Linked DNA regions of Homo sapiens: region 1 is linked to region 2. Evidence: read pairs that join two places in POLR2A ChIA-PET (ENCODE). Cell type or tissue: PC-3. All regions are shown on one strand. Each heading gives the region's core, and the rest is flanking DNA. Links, peaks and the distances in the headings are about the cores only.

Region 1 (8,928 bases), core at 911-8,910, 950 kb before region 2:
GACCTCCCATTTCCCACACGAGGACCAGGGCATCAGGCCTAGAGATGAAGATGCGGGCCTGAAAAACTCTTATTCCATGCCGGGTGAAACTTGCTCTGGTCCTTTTAGTCTAGCATTTCCCCCAGATATTTCTGAATTTGGCATCAATATATGACTTCCTGGCCAGGCATAGTGGTTCATGTAATCTCAGCACTTTGGGAGGCCGAGGTGGGCAGATTGCTTGAGCTCAAGATTTCAAGACCAGCCTGGGCAACATAGCAAGATCTTGTTTCTACAAAAAATACAAAAATTAACTGGGTGTGGTGGCCTGCGCCTTTAGTCTCAGCTACTCAGGAAGATGGGGTGGGAGTGTCGCTTGGGCCCAGAAGGTCCAGGCTGCAGTGAGCTAAGATTGTACCACTGCATTCCAGCTTGAGTGACACAGGTAGACTCGGTCTCAAAAAAACAAAAATCCAAAACAAAAACAAATGACCTCTTGTAGGCCGGGTGCAGTGGCTCCCTCCTGTAATCCCAGCACTTTGGGAGGCCAAGTAGGGTGAATCGCCTGAGGTCAGGAGTTTGAGACCACTCTGGCCAACATGGTAAAACCTCATCTCTAATAAAAACGCAAAAAATTAGCTGGGCATGATGGCAGCTGCCTATAATCCAGCTACTCGGGAGGTTGAAGCAGGAGAATCACTTGAACCCGGGAAGTGGAGGTTGTGGTTCCAGCCTGGGTGACAGAGTGAAACCCTATCTCAAAAAAAAAAAAAAAAGACCTCTTGGTTTTCCTAAGCTCTTGCTGCTGCCAAGCCCAAGAAATGGGTTTTGCTCCCTTATATCATCACTGTCCTGTTCCTTTAGGTCAGGGACTTCCAGCCCCAAGAACAGGTTGACATCTTGGGTCTAAATTTGTCCTGGTTGTATGAGGATGCATGCGGATTCTCCTTCCTTTCTTCCTGACAAGGAGAAAAATTAACAACCCCAAACTGTCCCACGTTCTCCCATCACTTCTCCTTAGCAACAGGTCAAGAGGTGTCAAGTTAAGCTCCTCATGTGTTCAGAGCCTCTGATCTGCGGATCCAGCATGGGTTGACCAAAAAATCCTGGGTGGATGTTACCCCGGTGTCAACAAGCTTCTAAGAGATACTTACAGTGTATGTGGCAATGCGTTCTCTATCCAGAGGCTCTGTCACCTTCAGCCATCCTGTTTCTCTTTCAATAATAAAGACACCAACAGGGGGTGTGTCAGCTCCTTGGCCAGTGATGCTGTAGAAAACCTTGCCTTCTTTGTCTTTGTTGGATTTGATCTGAAGACAAAATGAAAGAAAAAGAATTAGTAAAGAAGGATCCCAACACTGGGTCTTTTCCCTTTCTCTCCTTGGTACTTCTCTGCCAAATCCCTCCCAGAGAAACAGAGAACTTCTTTCTCTACCTGAACCAGGTTTTTAGGAAATGGGCCTTTTTCATTTTCTGGGCAGCTGATGGGAGGAATAACCCAGTCTCTCTTCTGTCTTCTGAGGCCAGGAGAGGAGTTGGGAAATGTGAGCAATTCTGCTTGGATTCCAGAAACGGAGGCCTAAAAGGAAAGAAGATGAGGAACAAGATAAGACAATTCAAGACGGATACTTCAGGTCTAACAGTCCAACCTAGCCAGACAGCGTCCCCAGCCTTCTGTGGGCAGTGTACAGTTTGAATTTAATGACACATTCTCTTATCAATGACAAATTATATATATCCACCAAAATGACCAATCAAAACAAAAACCAATGAGACCCTTTGCTATATCGTAAAGACTGCATTCTCTTTTTATCCTTCTTAGTGTCCAGAGCTCAAATAATCATCATGCATACACAAGTATTGGTTTCAGGGTTTGATATTATAATTTACAAGCTGTTTCAAGCCTACATAATCTCATTTTTATTTTTTTGAGACAAGATCTGGCTCTATCACTGAGGCTGGGGTACAGCGGCAAGATCTTGTCTCACTGGAACCTCTGCCTCCCAGGCTCAAGCCATCCCTCCCATCTCAGCCTCCTGAGTAGCTGGGACTACAGGTGTGCACCACCATGGCTGACTAATTTTTGTATTTTTAGTAGACGTAGGGCTTTGCCATGTTACCCAGGCTGGTCTCGAACTTGTAAGCTTAAGCAATGTGGCCTCCCAAAATGCTGGGATTACAGGCATGAGCCACCACACCCAGCCCATAATATAATTTTTAACAGCAACATTATACTCTGATGATTTAATATCAGAGCTTACTCAACAACTGAATATTTGGGTTTTCGATTTCTTTTCTTTTCTTTTTTTAAATAGAGACAGGGTCTTGCTCTGTCACCCAGGCTGGAGTGCAGTGAAGTGATCAAAGCTCACTGCAGCCTTGAACTCCTGAGCTCAGGCAAGCCTCTGACCTCAGCCTACCAAGTAGCTGGAACTACAGGCATCCACCACCATGCACCACCATGTGCACCTAATTTTTTAAATTTTTTAAATTTTTTTAGAGGCAGGGTCTTGCCATCTTGCCCAGACTGGTCTCGAACTCCTGGGCTCAAGCGATTCTCCTGCTTTGGCTTCCCAATTTGCTGGGATTACAGGTGTGAGTCACCGCACCCAGCCTCTTTTATATTTTTCTTGGGGACACAGGTCCTCAACGTGGAGTTATCCCAAAACAAGTAGATTTTGAGAACTTGTACTAAGAACTACTTTGTGATCAATATAAATCTCTTCATCTCACTGTATCATTATGTCTATATGGTTTCCATTTGTTCTAACAGAAGCTGTTGGGATGGAAGCCAAAAACACCCTTTGAGACTTGTATTGAACAGTTTTCATATGCAATAAAGATAACTTTATGCACATGCAGGGAAATAAGAGAGTTGAAAATGGAAGGAAAATATTTGCCAAATTGTTTAAGTGTTTTAAGGTGATTACTGGTAACACAGTAAAGTTTCCAGGGGAAAATTCCATCTCTCACCCTCCACATAAAAACTCACAGTCACTGATCACTGCTTGCCAAGTTTGAGTTCAGCTCTATTTTCTGGCTTTAAGATTGAAGATGCACCAGATACATGTGAGATATGACCAGGTATCATCACAGAGCCCTTCCCCAATGCTGCACACTGGCCACATGTGCACACATGCGCACACACCTATGCTCTCTGCCCTCTACATCCTGTGTTTGTCTCCTAGAGAGGCAGCCCAGCCTGCGCCAAGGGCAGGCTCTGGAGCTAGACTGCCTGGCTTTGAATCCTCATGACAGTACCTCCTTGCCCCAGGCAGATATTACTTAATTTCTCTGTATTACAGCTTCCTAATGTCTGAAATGGGGATAATATTAGAACCTATCTCATATAATTCTTGGAAGGATTAAATGAGATGCTGGTATTGCACATTTAAAGCACTGTGAATACTGCCTGAAACATAGTAAGTGCTCAATAAAGGTAATGATGGAGATGATGGTTGGACTGGTTGGAAAACACTGAGTTATGGTTTTATTGAGATTTGACCCCAGCACATGAACAAAATAAAAAACTGACCATCATCACTGTATCCTGGGCCAGGCGTGGTGGCTCACACCTGTAATCCCAGCACTTTGGGAGGCTAAGGCAGGCAGATCACTTGAGGTCAGGAGTTTGGGATCAGCTTGGCCAACGTGCCAAAACCCTGCCTCTACTAAAAATACAAAAATTAGCCGGGCATGGTGGCACACACGGGGTCCCAACTACTTGGGAGGCTGAGGCGTGAGAATTGCTTGAACCCGGGAGGCAGAGGTTGCAGTGAGCTGAGATCATGCCACTGCACTCCAGCCTGGATGACAGAGAGAGATTCTGTCTCAAAAATAAATAAATAAATAAATAAATAAATAAATAAATAAATAAATATACAAAAATTAGCCAGGCATGGTGGCATGTGCCTGTAATTCAAGCTACTCAGGAGGCTGAGGCAAGAAAATAGCTTGAATCTGGGAGGCAGAAGTTGTAGTGAGCCGAGATTGTGTCACTGCACTCCAACCTGGGAAACAGAGCGAGACTCTGTCTCAAAAACAAAAACAAAAACCAATCCCAGAAAAACCACTGTATCCTAAGCCTTAAAACAGCCACCTTGGCCAGGCCTGGTGGCTCATGCCTGTAATCCCAGCAGGCTTTTTCCTTTGGGAGGCTGAGGCGGGTGGATCACCTGAGGTGAGCTCAAGACCAGCCTGGCCAACATGGTGAAATCCTGTTTCTACTAATAATACAAAAATTAGCTGGGTGTGGTGGTGCACACCTGTAATCCCAGCTACTCAGAAGGCTGAGGCAGAAGAATTGCTTGAACCCAGGAGGTGGAGGTTGCAGTGAGCTGAGATTGTGCCATTGCACTCTAGCCTGGGTGACAAGAGTGAAACTGCATCTCAAAAAAGAAACAAAAACAAACAAACAAAACAACAACAAAAACTGGCCACCTTGCACAGCCATGGTGAGCACATGGGCACTGATGGATGAATGCAAACCCAGTTATCACAATGAAAGGAAAGGAACATGCATGCCTTGCTGACACCAGGACTGTGGAATATTTTCAGAGAATGAATAATGATGAACACTGTGCTGGCAAAACATCACACTAACATTTTCATGTGTTAAATGAAAGGGAGTCATGCCTGAAAACACTGCACGTGGAAGTGATCCCTCAGAAAAATAGGATACCAGGTGGGGCACGGTGGCTCACGCCTATAATCCCAGCACTTTGGGAGGCCAAGGCAGGTGGACTGCTTGAGGTCAGGAGTTCAAGACCAGCCTGGCCAACATGGTAAAACCCCATCTGTACTAAAAACACAAAAGGAAGGGAAATGGAAGAAGAAGAAAAGAAAAGTAAAAAGAAAAGAAAGGAAGGATGCCAGACTGAGAAAACTCACCCAAATAAGATGAAAGGACTAGAGACTAAGATCTATTCTTACACAAATTTAGAGATTTTGAGCCTGCGCAACAAAGTGAAACCCTATCTCTACAAAAAAAAAAAAAAAAAAAAAAATTAGCTGGGCATGGTGGTGCACCCTGTGGTCCCAGCTACATGGAAGATTGAGGCAGGAGGATTGCTTGAGCCTGGGAGGTCAAGGCTGCAGTGAGCTGTGTTCCCACCACTGCACTCCAGCCTGGGTGACAGAGCAAGACTCTGTCTCCAAAAAAAAAAAAAAAAAAAAAAAGATTTTGTTACCTGGATATGTTGTTTTTTAAAAAAGTTAAAAATTAATCAATATATAATGAAAGCGAGGTAAGACTGCCATCTAATTACAGTACCACCTGGTTCCAGAAGGATCCTTTGAACTATAGAGACAAACCAAGGTGAATCTCAAACCAGCTGAGGCATAATCTGCTACCTACCACCCAATATCCACTCTTTGTTTCTGATTAAAAACAAAATAAAAACCTATCTCTCCAATATATATCTCAATTTTGTAATTCTGGAATATACATTCCAGAAATGTATTCATATGAAAGACTACATTCCCTACACTGCATGTGCAGCTAGATGTGGTCATGAGGCTAAATTTTGGCCAGTGTTTCTCAAGTGTTGCTTGTGGAGAATTCCACAAAGGTTTCTTAAAAGGCAGATAGGGCCGGGCGCAGTGGCTCACACCTGTAATCCCAGCACTTTAGGAGGCCGAGGCAGGTGGATCACAAGGTCAGGAGATCGAGACCATCCTGGCTAACACGGTGAAACCCCGTCTCTACTAAAAATACAAAAAATAAGCCAGGCGTGGTGGCGGATGCCTGTAGTCTCAGCTACTCAGGAGGCTGAGGCAGGAGAATGGCATGAATCCGGGAGGTGGAGCTTGCAGTGAGCTGAGATCGCGCCACTGCACTCCAGCCTGGGTGACAGAGCGAGACTCCATCTCAAAAAAAAAAAAAAAAAAAAAAAAAAAAAGGCAGACAGATAACTAAGTAATGAATTTTTATGCTTCTCCTTTCTCCTTCTTATTGCTTAGAATAAAGACATGATTAAAAAAATAAAAAAAGACATGATGACTGGAGCTCCAGCCGCCATCTGGGATCACGAGGTCTCCTTGAGGATGAGGTCATGTGCTGAGGATGGCGGAGCAAAAAGGAAAGGGGGAACCTGGGCTCTTGATGACTATCAAGTCTCCATACTGGGCACAGCTTACCCTAGGGCTTCCTTAACTTGAGGAATAAACCACGACATAAACCACGACAATTGGAGATTTATATAACATGCACTTGAACCCAATCATGATACAGCAGACATGGAGGCAGAAACAAAGTTCAAGAGATGTGGAAGAAAAGTTGAAGACCCAAGCTCAAAACTGTCCCTGCAGCCGGGCTCAGTGGCTCAAACCTATAATCCCAGCACTTTGGGAGGCTGAGGTGGGCAGATCACTTGAGGTCAGGAGTTCGAGACCAGCCTGGCCAACATGATGAAACCCATCTCTACTAAAATCCAAAAATCAGCCAGGCATGGTGATGGGCTCCTGTATTCCCAGCTACTTGAGAGGCTGAGGCAGAAGAATTGTTTGAACCCAGGAGGCAGACGTTGCCGTGAGCCGAAATTGCACCACTGCCCTCCAGCCTGGGAGACAGAGCAAGAATCTGTCTCTAAAAAAATAAAACTGTCTCTGGATCATAAGAGGCTTCCACACACAGCTGCCTGGCAAGGACTCACTGTGCTGAGTTTTTTTCACATGAATGATGGGGACCCTTGGAGACTTTGAGTCAAGGAGCTAAGTTAATATGGTCCTATAGTATTAGATTCCTCATTTTTCTGGTCTAATTACACCAGGGAGAAAAATCAGATCGGGAGGACCATTAAGTTCCAAGAATATCAAGAGTCTTCAGCGAGAAAAGAAGATGCCAATCTTACTGGCCCTGGCACTTACAACATATTCCACACGTCCAAAGCAGTAAGCAGGACACAACCAGAATATCCCCCAGAGAGACATTTCGGTAGGAAGCACCACGGGAGCACTTGAGAAACTGGCTTCGAATAACAACCCCTAGAAACATTCCTGCCAAGAACCCAGGCAGACATCCATCCATCCTTCCATTCATGGCCAATTCATCTGTTTGTCTGTTCCTGGTATGGGCCAGACCTAAGGCCAGGCACTGCAAATACAATGGGGAAGGGTCTTGTGGAGGTTATAGTCTAATGGGGTAAGAGCTGCCCACTGGTTCTTCTCCTTCTTCACCAAGGCTCTTCTTACTGGAAGCACAAAAAGCAAAATGATCAGAGAATCCAGCTCTTGGCCAGGCGCAGTGGCTCACTCCTGTAATTCCAGCACTTTGGGAGGCTGAGGCAGGCAGATCATTTGAGGTCAGGAATTCGAGACCAGCCTGGCCAACATGGTGAAACCCTGCCTCTACTAAAAATACAAAAATTAGCCGGGTATGGTGGCGGGCGCCTGTAATCCCAGCTACTCAGGAGGTGGAGGCAGGAGGATCACTTGAACTGGGGAGGTGGAGGTTGCTGTGAGTCACGCCACTGCACTCCAGCCTGAGCCACAGAGTGAGACTACGTCTTAAAAAAAAAAGAGAGAGAGAGAGAAGAATCCAGCTCTCATTCATTCTTCTTCCCCCAAGAGGGGAGTGGTAAAGACAGCTAACAATGACTAAGTATGCCTTGCGTATTTTTAGCATTTCACATGTATTAATTAATTCCATCCTCACTGTTATCTCCATTTTACAGATAAGGAAGCTCAAGCATAGACAGGTGACGTAATTCCTCCAACATTACCCAAGTAGTAAATAGCACGGCTGAGATTCAGTCCCAGACGGTGTTCAGGCCTTTACCACTCTTCTACACTACCCGATCCCCACACCCCAAAAACTCCAGCAAGAATTATTCAGTTAGGCCAAGAGCCCTCAACTTGGGCTGATTTGTCCCCCCAGGGGCCATGGGCAACATGTGGAGATACTTTGGGTTGTCATAACTGGTGGAAGTGCTACTGGTGTCTAACCAGTTAAGGCCAGGGATGCTTGCTAAACATCCTACACAGTGCACAGGACAACCCCTACAACACAAAATCATCCAGCCCAAAATGTCAACGGTACCAAGGCTGAGAAACCTGGATTAGACAGCGCACTAAAACAACAGCGAACTTCTCAGAAAAATGCCAACATACCTGATGGGGCGGGGGGCGGTGGTGGTGCCCCACTGTATTCAGCGTGACTTTGGTGGAAAACTTTCTGTAGGTGGAGTCCCAGGCGTAGACCAAGAAATGGATCTGTGGGTTATGAAACCGTAGAGGCCTTTTGACTGTAATCACACCATCTGTGCCCACTTTGAATCGGGTGTCGAGGGAAAAATAGGCTGTCCTTTGTCGACCGGTGCAATCTTCAAAATTCACTGCAGGGCAGAAATCACAGAGATTAGGAAATTGGACAGATTAAAGACAAGAGCATTCCTTCTCCAAAGAGCGAACTTGTGGGAAGACTCCCACAAAACCAAACACAACCAAAACAAACCATAATCTGGTGACAGAACAACAAAGCTATCACCATAATGTTCTTCACAACTACAGGATGACTTCCTTGTGCTCTGATTTCTTTCTCATCTTCTTGTCAATTGAAAATATTATCTTGTCTAGAAAGTAACTTCTCGACTGGGCACAGTGTCTCATGCCTGTAACCCCAGCATTTTGGGAGGCCAAGGTGGGCAGATCACTTGAGGTCAGGAGCTTGAGACCAGCCTGGCCAACATGATGAAACCCTGTCTCTACTAAAAATACAAAAAAAAATTAGCCAGGTTTAGTGGCAGGCGCCTGTAATTGCAGCCACTTGGGAGGCTGAGGCAGGAGAATCTCTTGAACCTGTAAGGTGGAGGTTGCAGTGAGCTGAGATTGCGCCACTGCACTCCAGCCTGGGCAACAGAGCGAGACTCCATCTCAAAAAATAAATAAATAAAAGTAACTAAAACTTTAAAAAGTATTAATACTCTAAAACTGGAGAAGCTGTGGTTGAAG
Region 2 (11,144 bases), core at 1,369-9,368:
CCACTTCAACCTCCCAAGGAGCTGAGACTCCAGGCAAGCACCACCACGTCTGGCTGCTTTTTGTGTTTTCTGTAGAGACCAGGCTTCACCATATTGCTCAGGCTGGTCTCAAACTCCTGAGCTCAAGTGATCCACCCAGCTTGGCCTCCCAAAGTGCTGGGATTACAGGCGTGCACCACCATAACTGGCCTGTGATAACTTTCTGATACAAAAACTCCTTGACTGAAGTGGTGGTGGAAGGAAATGGGGTGGAGGGATAAAGGAAGAGAAAGACCCTTTGGCCTGGTAGGGCAGAGAAGAGTGGGGAAGAGTAAGCTCTCTGAGGAATAGGACACATCAGGGGCTCCCAGAAAATGACAAGGAACCTTCAAAACTATGTGGGATTGAGGCCTGCTTCACTGTCTTGTGTTTATTTCCAAGTAGTGATCACAACAGCCACATAGTCAGAATCCACTGTCATCCAGTGATGTCGCTGGGTCTTGCCCTAAGCTCACCTGGTACATCAGTGCTGACACTGGGTCCTCTGGTCAAGGCCCGTCTCTTTTTTCTGCTAACTCTGCATCCCTGAGCTCTAAACCACAAAGCTGACCATGCTCCTCCCCTACAAACACCCTTGCTTTTGGCTTAAAGGCCAAACTCCCTAAGCTCCACAGGTGGCCATCCACCCTCATCCCCATCTCCCTAAGCCATTCCCTCCTACCTCGATCCAGCTACATACAGACACAACAGAACCTACCGAGAGCCTGCTCACCATGTTTTGTACACAGGAAAGTCCCCTCCTGCGATCCCCACCCTTCCCACGGGAGGCAACACTCTTGAGTCCAAAAAAAGAAGCAAGAGTGCAGAGCCCCCATCCTATCCCCATGCAACATGAGGGAGGGGTCCAGGCCAGGCTGGAAGATGTTCCCCAGAATAGCCAGCAAGCTCTGATCTTGTTTCTAACACATTTACTGTGCAAGTAACAGGCTGGAAACAAAAAAGCCCGGGCTCAGAGGCAGCCTCACATTAGACTGGGGACTGACCATCATGACAGCTTCTCCTACAGCTCTTGTGAGAGGGCCGCTGACCACACCATCTCCTGCTTCACCCCAACAGTCCGCAGGCTGAGGCCAGGCTCCTTGAGGAGCAGAAAAGACTCTGATGACCTCTCACCCACTGAACACCAGCCTTCACTGACCCTTAGGTCTCTGTGAGTGCAAAGACCCTCCAAGAATGTCTCAGCAACTGTGGCCCTCTCCCAACACATTTGCACAGAGGTAGAGATGCCCCAGCCTTGTGAATAATTTTCAACTGTTCAGCCATAGATCCCAGGTTAAAACCTCTGACCCAGGAGATCCCGTTAGACAACAGAAAAACTCCATTTTTATCTTCCAATTTTAAGTGTTTCCAAGAACAAAACTCAAAATAACTGTCTGGCTGTGAACACTTCATTTTCACTAATGCATATGAGGCACAGAAATGTGCAAAGAGCTTATGTGCACTTGTTTGTAACCACACCCTGTGAGTCAACCCCCTTGTTAGAGATGACCAAAAGGAGATTCAGCGAGGTTAGCCAACTCCAACTCGCTCTAGGTCAGCAGCTGATAGGTGGTGGAATTGGACTGACCAGATTTGGAGGCCTCTCCAGAGTCAGGACTTCTAGTGACAACGTGGGCCTGGAGACAAGAACAGACTACATCAGTGAGAGCACTCCTCTGAGCCTGGCTCTCTCAGAAAGGGGCAAGGCAGTCCTGAACCAGGGCTTCCACCTCCAAACAAAGGCCTCAGGCAGAAGAGTTCCACATCAAACCTAGAGTCCAAACAACAGGAGTTTTCATGGAGGATGATGTCAGCTTTCTCAAACCTTCGAGGTCACAACCCTGTTCTACCATCTCAGCAAAGCAGACAGAGCAGACAGAGATCCTAGCCTGAGGCAGGAGAGTGATCGAGAAGACGCTATCACTCCTTCCAGACTGGCACACAGAAAGATTCTCATGTGTCTGCTGAAGCCCACAGGGAATGCCAGCAGATTTGCATGGCCTACAGTGAGGGCCCCAAAATTGGTACCAGTCGTGGCTATCCTCCACACATGCTATCACGGAGGCCAAAAACACAGCCTTGAGGCACAGCCTGGAAAGGACTCCTCCAACAGGGAAACTGATAGCCAACATGGCTTAAACCCCTCAGGCCCAAGGCTGGGCATAGTAGCTCACATCTGTAATCTCAGCACTTTGGGAGGCCCACGCAGGAGGATCACTTGAGTCCAGGAGTTCCAGACCAGCCTCAGCAACAAAGCCCCATATCTACAAAAAATTTTAAAAATTAGCCGGGCATGGTGGTTCACTCCTTTAGTCTCAGCTACTCAGGAGGCTGAGGTGGGAAGATCACCTGAGCCTGGGAGGTCCAGGCTACAGTGAGCTGTGAACTTACCACTGCAATCCACCCTGAGTGACAGGGCAAGACTCTGCCTCAGAACAAACAAAAAGGCTGGGCATGATGGCTCACACCTGTAATTCCAGCACTTTGGGAGGCCAAGGTGGGCGGATCACAGGGTCAGGAGATCAAGACCATCCTGGCTAACATGGTGAAACCCCGTCTCTACTAAAAATACAAAAAATTAGCTGGGCGTGGTGGCAGACACCTGTAGTCCCAGCTACTTGGGAGGCTGAGGCAGCAGAATGGCGTGAACCCAGGAGGCGGAGCTTGCAGTGAGTGGAGATTGCACCACTGCACTCCAGCCTGGGCAACACAGCCAGACTCCATCTCAAAAAAAAAGAAAAAAAAAAATAATAAAATATCTGGCCATGGTGGTGTACACCTGTAATCCCAGCTACCCGGGAGGCTGAGGCAGAATTGCTTGAACCCGAGAGGTGGAGGCTGCAGTGAGCTAAGAACGACCCACGGCATTCTAGCCTGGGTGACAGAGTGAGGCTCCATCTCCAAAAAAAAAAAAAAAAAAAAAAAAAAAGGCCTGGCGCAGTGGCTCACGCCTGTAATTTCAACATTTTGGGAGGCCAAGGCGGGTGGATCACCTGAGGTCAGGAGTTCCAGACCAGCCTGGGCACAACATGGTGAAACCCCATCTCTACTAAAAATACAAAAATCAGGTCAGGCGCGGTGGCTCACGCCTCTAATCCCAGGACTTTGGGAGGCTGAGGCGGGTGGATCACCTGAGGTCGAGAGTTCCAGACAAGCCTGGCCAACATAGAGAAATCCCGTCTCTACTAAAAATACAAAAAATTAGCTGGGCATGGTGGCAGCTAATTTTTCCCTGTAATCCCAGCTACTCAGGAGGTTGAGGCAGGAGAATCGCTTGAACCCGGGAGGCAGAGGTTGCGGTGAACCGAGATTGTGCCATTGCACTCTAGCCTGGGCAACAAGAGCAAAATTCCACCTCAAAAAAAAAAAAAAAAATCATCAGCTGGGTGTGGTGGCATGCACCTGTAATCCCGGCTACTTGGGAGGCTAAGGCAGGAGAACTGCTTGAACCTGAGAGGTGGAGGTTGCAGTGTGCTGAGAACACCCCACTGCACTCCAGCCTGGGCAACAGAGTGAGACTCCATCTCAACAAACAAACAAAAACAAACCCTCGGAGCCAGAGTGTAAAAAGCGTCTTGCGGGTGTGGTGGCTCACACCTGTAATCATGACTGTAATCCCTCGGACACTTTGGGAGTCCAAGGCAGGAGGACTGCTTAAGCCCAGCAGTTCAAGACCAGCCTGGACAACATAGTGAGACCTCATGTCTACAGGAAAAAAAAAAAAGCTGGACATAGTGGAATATGCCTGTAGCCCCAGTTACTCGGGAGGCTGAGGTAGGAGGATGGCTTGAGCCAGGGAGGTCCAGACTGGGCAACACAGTGAGATCTTGTCTCAAAAAAAAAAAAAAAAGTGTCCTGAAGGCAGAGCAGCAGCAACCAGACAGGAAGACACTGCTGGGTGTCAGTCCTTCTGGAAGTCCCCCGATTTTATGGTCTGAGGAGGGGTGCTACTATGTATTCTGTCCCATGGCACCTGGAACAAAGTCTCAACCACTTATCCTGTCCTAGGTGACCTGGCCCTCCTGGCTGTCCAACCTCATCTCTTGCCACTCCCTCCCCTCCTCTACAGTTGCACCAGGCAATTTCCTCTATCTGGAACATGCTGAGTCTGTTCTCATCGCAGGGCTTTGTAACTGCTGCTCCTTCTATCTGGACCACTCTACTTCCTAGATCTTCGTGTGTCACATATGTGCCAGCTCGAATGTCACCTCCTCATTCACACCTTCCCTGACCCCTTAGTCTAAAGTTGCTGTCTAGTGGCCAGGTACAGTGGCTCACGCCTGTAATCCCAGCACTTTGGGAGGCTGAGCAGGCAGATCACTTGAGGTCAGGAGTTTGAAACCAGCCTGGCCAACATGGTGAAACCCCGTCTCTACTAAAAATACAAAAACTAGCCAGAAATGGTGGCATGCGCCTATAGTCCCAGCTACTCGGGAGGCTGAGGTGGTAGAATCACTTGAACCAGGGAGGCAAATATTGTAGTGAGCCGAGATCATGCCATTGCACTCCAGCCTGGGCGACAGAGTGAGATTCGGTCTCAATTAAAATAAATAAATAATAAAGTAGCTGTCTGATTACCCATTTTGCCTCCTGTATTGTTTTCTTAGCACTTATCACTGCATGACATTGTCACAGTTTGGTATTTGTTTACGGTCTATCTCCCTGACAAAGCACCCCTAGTCATCCCTGTTCCCATGGTACCTGGCCCAGCCCTCAAACAAACTATTTGTTGACTAAGTGCATGAGTGTGTCAGAGCCTGGGCTGAGAGGCCAGCCCTTCTTCTCTGGAGGAGGAGTAAGTTCTGGGCAAACTCCACTCAAGTGGCCTACTGACCCACTTCCCCTCCACCCACACCTTCTGTCCAAGCTGTGAGGAAACAATTATTTGTTGTCCACCCAGCTATCTGTCTATGGCATGTGGCAATTGGGGCTTGGCCCCAATACTCTCTCATTCCCAAGGTCCTAGTGAGAGACAGCTGTGGCTAAACAGCAGGCACAGCCACACCCTCAAAGACCTGGCCTCTAGCCTGCTCCACTTCTCCCTTGTTATTTGACCCTTTGACTCTGTCCCATCATTAGTAATTGTAGGATGTTAGGAGGTAATGAATGGGGTATGGAGCAGGACCCAGCTGTAAGGAGTCAGTATGGGTTCCTAGGTGAATACTAGGTCAACAGCTAGGAAGAAGGTAGGTATCTCGCCCACACCATGGAGATGGCCTAGAATCAGGAATGGAAACTGCCTGGCCCGCCACTCCCCTGGCTGAAGGATGGAGTGCAATCAGCCCAGATGGCTGGCCAAGACAGAATCCTTTCCTGGGGCTGTCACCTGAGGTCTAGGTGCCCACAGCACCCTAAGGGCCCCTTCCTCCTCTTCTGCCTGCAGGGAGGGTTCTAGAGCCACTGGGCTTCCCTGACTGGCCCAGCTGAATCCCGAGACCTGCATTCTGGTCTCTGCTCTGCACTCACTCCCTATGTAACCTCCCTTTCCCCAGTGACTGAGAAGACCTCTGGGGCCCCATTCCTTCTACACAGCTCCCATCTGTGAACTGAGCCTCAGGCCATGAACTTGATTGTCAGGTAAACATGGACTTGGCTCCCCTAATGGGGCTTGAGACCCCTAAGTGACCACTCCTGTGGCCTGGCCAACACTGTTGTGACACGCTGAGACTGAGAAGAGCAGGGAATAAAGGGATGACCATGGCGTCCACAGAGTGGTGGAGGGAACACCTCCTGTGAGTCAAACACTTCTGTATTCTCTCACTTGAGTCTCACAACAAGCCCTGTGAAGCTGGTATGATTATCTTCACTTTATAGACAAGGAAACAAAGACTCCAAGAGGTTAAGAAAGAATTTAAGACCACAAAAGGCCACTGGCATAGCCAGCATTAGAATGTCCACAAAACTGGCCGAGATGGGGCCGGGCACAGTGGCTCATGCCTGTAAACCCAGCACTTTGGGAGGCCAAGGCAAGTAGATCACCTAAGGTCAGGAGTTTGAGACCAGCCTGGCCAACATGATGAAACCCCATCCCTATAAAAAATACAAAAAATTGGCCATGTGTGGTGGCAGGCGCCTGTAATCCCAGCTACTCCGCATGCTGAGGCAGGATAATTGCTTGAACCCAGGAGGCAGAGGTTGCAGTGAGCCAGGATCACGCCACTGCACTCCAGCCTGGGCAACGAGAGCAAAACTCCGACTCAAAAAGGAAAACAAAAGCAAAAAAAAAAAAAAACTGGGCCAGGGATGGTGGCTCACGCCTGTAATCCCAGCACTTTGGGAGGCCGAGGCAGGTGGATCATGAAGTCAGGAATTCAAGACCAGCCTGGCCAAGATGGTGAAACCCTGTCTCTATTAAAAATATAAAAATTTGCCAGGCGTGGTGGTGGGTGCCTGTAATCCCAGCTACTCAGGAGGCTGAGGCAGAGAATTGCTTGAACCTGGGAGGTGGAGGTTGCAGTGAGCTGAGATCACACCACGGCACTCCAGCCTAGGCGACAGAGCGAGACTGTCTCAAAAAACAACAACAACAAAAAAAAACTGGCCGAGATGCAAACAGCTGAGAGCCAATGTGGAGTAGCAGAAAGCACCTAAGTGACAAAATCAGGTGTTACAAGAACATGTCCATACACCTGTCCACCTTCTTCAGGGACGTCCAGATTGGCCACATCGTAACAGTGGGTGAGTGCCGGCCCCTGAGCAAGACAGTACGCTTCAACGTGCTCAAGGTCACCAAGGCCGCTGGCACCAAGAAGCAGTTCCAGAAGTTCTGAGGCTGGACATCTGCCCACTCCCCGCAATGAAATAAAGTTATTCTCATTTCCCCCATCCCCCCCCCCCGCCAAAAAAAAATCGGGTGGCAAGGAATGCAGCCCAGGCCTTGTCTTCCCCTATGAAATCAGCAAGCTCCATGGAGCCTCAGAATGGAAGAACCTGAGCACCTACTCAGCAGGTCAAAGCAGCTTTACACCTTAGGACAACTGAGAATTTGCATTCTCCTAGTCCTGAAACCACCTGCAAGTGGAACCAGTATCTCCACACAGAGCTCTTTCCTGGGGCAGCAAGCTTTCCAGTTTCTGCCCTCGGGAGACCCACTGGCTCTGATGGAATCATTCGAGACTTTAAGAAACAAACATTCCAAAATTCCCCCAGTTTACTGAGGACACTGGGACAAACAGCCCTCAGTTCCCAGGTACCCCAGAAACCCCTCTCTAATAAGGGTTCCCTATCCCCATAGCAGCCCTGTCTCCAGCCTGGGGGCTTAAGGAGCTGGCACACAGCAGGTACAGCAACAAATGAGTAACGCCCCAGACAATGAAAAGAAGTTCTTGGCCACTGGTCAGCCAGCAGTAGGAGCCCTGTGGCCCCTAGGCAGGCCACCCTGGGCCTCGTGTCCCTCTCCCTTGGCCACTAAGACACGTTCCCAGCCAAACCCAGACCCAAGCAAAGCATTCTGCCCAGGAGGGCACACTCCAGCTGATAGGGTGAGGAAAAAGAGGGTGAATAATATCACATGACCTAAGTCACTCCAAGGATAATCCATACACTGCTGGCTCCCCGAGGGAGGGACTCAAGAATTCCTGCCATATATGATCAAAGGAAGAGAGAATCACAGAATCACAAAGCCAGGAAAGGGGTAGCCAACTCAAACTGAACTGCAAACACACAAACATCATTCTCAAATGCCCTATCAAAACATTAATTAAAAAAAAAAACAAACCAGCACCCAGCACAAGGTTCGGCTCAACCTCAGCTTAAAGAAATCCTGCCCAACTTTTTTTTTTAAAGACAGAGATCTCCCTTTGTCGCCCAGGCTGGAGTGCAGTGGCGCGATCTTGGCTCACCGCAACCTCCGCCTCCCAGGTTCAAGCAATTCTCTTGCCTCCCGTGTAGCTGGGATTACAGGTACCTGCCACCATGCCCTGCTAATTTTTTGGAATCTTGGTAGAGACGGGGTTTTGCCATATTGGCCAGGTTGGTCTCAAACTCCTGACCTCAGATGATCCACCCACCTTGGCCTCCCAAAGTGCTGGGATTACAGGTGTGAGCCTCTGTGCCCGGCCAAGAAATCATGCCCAACTTTCAATGTCTATTCTGTGGAAAACTTTTAGGATTCACTCCCCTTGCCCCAAAAGGACTATTCCTCTGTCCTGGAGGCCTCAACGAAAATGGTCTGAATTGGATTCTAAAACAAGCGCTATTGGTATTTCCAAAGTCCCTGCTGTCTCCTGTTTCCCTCTGTAAGCCCCCAGGCAAGGGCCATCTGTTGAAGGAACATCCAAGGAGCCTCCCTGACCAGGTCTGCTGAACCTCCCACCTCTGTGGAGAATTCCTGTCTGGTGCCTGGGAAGATGCCCTGATGGGTACCACCACAGGAACAACTATTGGGCACTTAAAGTGACCATAGGAGGGTCTCAGTGAAAGGAGGAGAAGCCACAAACCCATGCTCCAAGCAGGGGACTAGAAGGCCTCGCACAGGCCAGGCAAGCAGTGGCTCACGCCTGTAATCCCAGCATTTTGGGAGGCCAAGGCGGGCAGACCAAGAGTTCAAGAGATCAAGATCATCCTAACCAACATGGTGAAACCCCATCTTTACTAAAAATACAAAATTTAGCTGGGCGTGGTGGCGCGTGCCTGTAGTCCCAGCTACTTGAGAGGCTGAGGCAGGAGAATTGCTTGAACCTGGAAGGCAGAGGCTGTAGTGAGCTGAGATCATGCTACTGCACTCTAGCCTAGGTGACAGAGCGAAACTCCATCTCAAAAAGAAGGCCATGCACAACAGGCCAGGCGTGGTGGCTGTTCCCTATAATCCCAGTACTTGGGAGGTTGAGGCAGGAGGATCACCTGAGCTCAAGAGTTCTGAGACCAGCCTGGGCAACACAGTGAGATCCCGTCTCTACAAGAAGTTGTAAAACTTGGCTGGGCACAGTGGCTCACATCTGTAATCCCAGGACTTTGGGAGGCTGAGGCAGGAGGATTGCTTGAGCCCAGAGTTCAAGACCAGCCTGGGCAAGATAGTGAGACTTTTGTCTCCACAAAAACTAAAAAATAGAATATAAAAATTAGCAGGTGTGGCCAGGCACAATGGCTCATGCCTGGAATCCCAGCACTTTGGAAGGCTGAGTGGGCAGATCACAAAGTCAGGAGTTCGAGACCAGCCTGGCCAATATGATGAAACCCTGTCTCTACTAAAAATACAAAAATTAGCCAAGCATGGTGGCAGGAGCCAGTAGTCCCAACTACTTGGGAGGCTAAGGCAGGAGAATCTCTTGAACCCAGAAGGTGGAGGATGCTGTGAGCCGAGATCGTGCCACTGCACTCCAGCCTGGGAGACAGAGTGAGACTCCGTCTCAGAAATAATAATAATAATTAGCCAAGCGTGATGGTGCGCACCTGTAGTCCCAGCTACTCAGGAGGCTGAGGTGGGAGGACTGCTTGAGCCCAGGAGGTCAAGGCTGCAGTGACCTGAGATGGCACCAACTGCACTTTAGCAGTGCCACAATCACAGCTCACTGCAGACTTGAACTTCTGGGCTGAAGTGATCCTCTTGCCTCACCTCCCAAGTAGCTGGGACTACAGGCACCCACCACCATACCTGGCTGGTTTCTATTTATTTAATTTATTTTAAAGACAGGGTCTCACTGTTGGTAAAAGAGTGAGACCTTATCTCATTAAAATAAAATAAAATAAAATAAAAAGGCTGCTGATGTACCCTAAGAAAAACTTTAAAAAGAAAGAAAAAAAGGGCCGGGAGCGGTGGCTCATGCCTGTAATCCCAGCACTTTGGGAGGCCAAGGTGGGTGGATCACCTGAGTGAGGTCGGGAGTTCGAGACCAGCCTGACCAACATGGAGAAACCCCATCTCTACTAAAAATACAAAATTAGCCAGGCGTGGTGGCACATGCCTGTAATCCCAGCTACTAGGGAGGCTGAGGCAAGAGAATCGCTAGAACCCAGGAGGCAGAGGTTGCAGTGAGCCGAGATCACGCCATTGCACTCCAGCCTGGGCAATAAGAGCGAAACTCTGTCTCAAAAAATAAAAAAATAAAGAAATAAAATAAAGAAAAAAAGGCCAGGCATGGTGGCTCAAGCTTATAATCCCAGCACTTTGGGAAGCTGAGGTGGGCGGATCGCCTGAGGTCAGGAGTTTGAGACCAGCCTGGCCAACATGGCAAAACCCCATCTCTACTAGAAATATTAAAATTAGCCGGATTATACCGGCAGGCGGGTATAATCCCAGCCACTCGGAAGGTTGACACAGGAGAATTGCTTGAACCCGGAGGGCGGGGGTTGCAGTGAGCCGAGACTGCGACACTGCACTTGAGCCTGGGCAAGAGTGACACTTCACTCCAGCCTGGGTGAAAAAAAAAAAAAAAGAAAAAAAGATAATAGTGTTTTGTTAAGGGAAACCTAGCCTTTTTTTTGGAGACAGGGTCTTGCTAGAGTGTCCCCAGGCTACAGTGCAGTGGCATGATCATAGCTCACGGTTCCTTGACCTCCTGCAGCCTCTTGAGCAGCTGGAACTACAGGTATACAACACCACAACCACACTGGCTATTTTTTTATTTTTCTTTTGTAGAAATGGGTATTGCTATGTTGACAAGGCTAGTTTTGAACTCCTGGCCTCAAGCAATGCTCCAGCTTCAGAGCTGGTGCTGAATCCTAGAATTTTTGATATAAGGTGGCTTCTAGTTATGAATTTTTTTTTTTCAAGATGGAGTTTCGCTGTTGTTGCCCAGGCTGGAGCGCAATGGCACAGTCTCAGCTCACTGCAAGCTCCGCCTCCCAGGTTCAAGCGAGTCTCCTGCCTCAGCCTCCTGAGTAGCTGGGATTACAGGCATGCACCACCACGCTCAGCTAATTTTCATATTTTTAGTAGAGACAGGGTTTTTCCATGTTGGTAAGGCTGGTTTTGAACTCCTGACCTCAAGTAATCCACCCACCTCAGCCTCCCAAAGTGCTGGGATTACAGGCGTGAGCCACTGCGCCCAGACTTGTTCTGAAATTTGAAAATTCTGTGTCTCCAGGGTGGAAACATCACACACCGGGGCCTGTCCTGGGGCGGGGGTAGCGGGGAGGGATAGCATTAGGAGATACACCTAATGTAAATGACGAGTTAATGGGTGCAG

What was found. ChIA-PET counts read pairs that join two places held together with the same protein. Peaks named below come from ENCODE experiments on the same cell type or tissue, not always from the same donor. Only the 100,000 strongest peaks of a DNase experiment are listed, where the experiment ranks them.
Region 1: POLR2A ChIA-PET joins it to region 2 with 7 read pairs; 1 of 35 experiments calls an interaction of 5 or more read pairs at or near these places.

What each region holds. Positions count from the first base shown.
Region 1 is chr16:68,801,054-68,809,981 of GRCh38, reverse strand. It overlaps CDH1 (cadherin 1), which reads right to left. Exons shown (of 16, transcript NM_004360.5): 3 at 8,089-8,312; 4 at 1,415-1,558; 5 at 1,134-1,289. Among named protein-coding and RNA genes, the nearest start is that of TANGO6, 38 kb to the left of the region's middle. In PC-3, for the core only: no CTCF peak of the experiment used is centred there; a DNase peak (open chromatin) is centred at 7,531; H3K27ac peaks cover 1,234 bases.
Region 2 is chr16:67,851,599-67,862,742 of GRCh38, reverse strand. The region is part of intron 1 of NUTF2 (nuclear transport factor 2); the gene reads right to left. Among named protein-coding and RNA genes, the nearest start is that of CENPT, 9.5 kb to the right of the region's middle. In PC-3, for the core only: no CTCF peak of the experiment used is centred there; DNase peaks (open chromatin) are centred at 1,542 and 4,742; H3K4me3 peaks cover 92 bases; H3K27ac peaks cover 3,849 bases.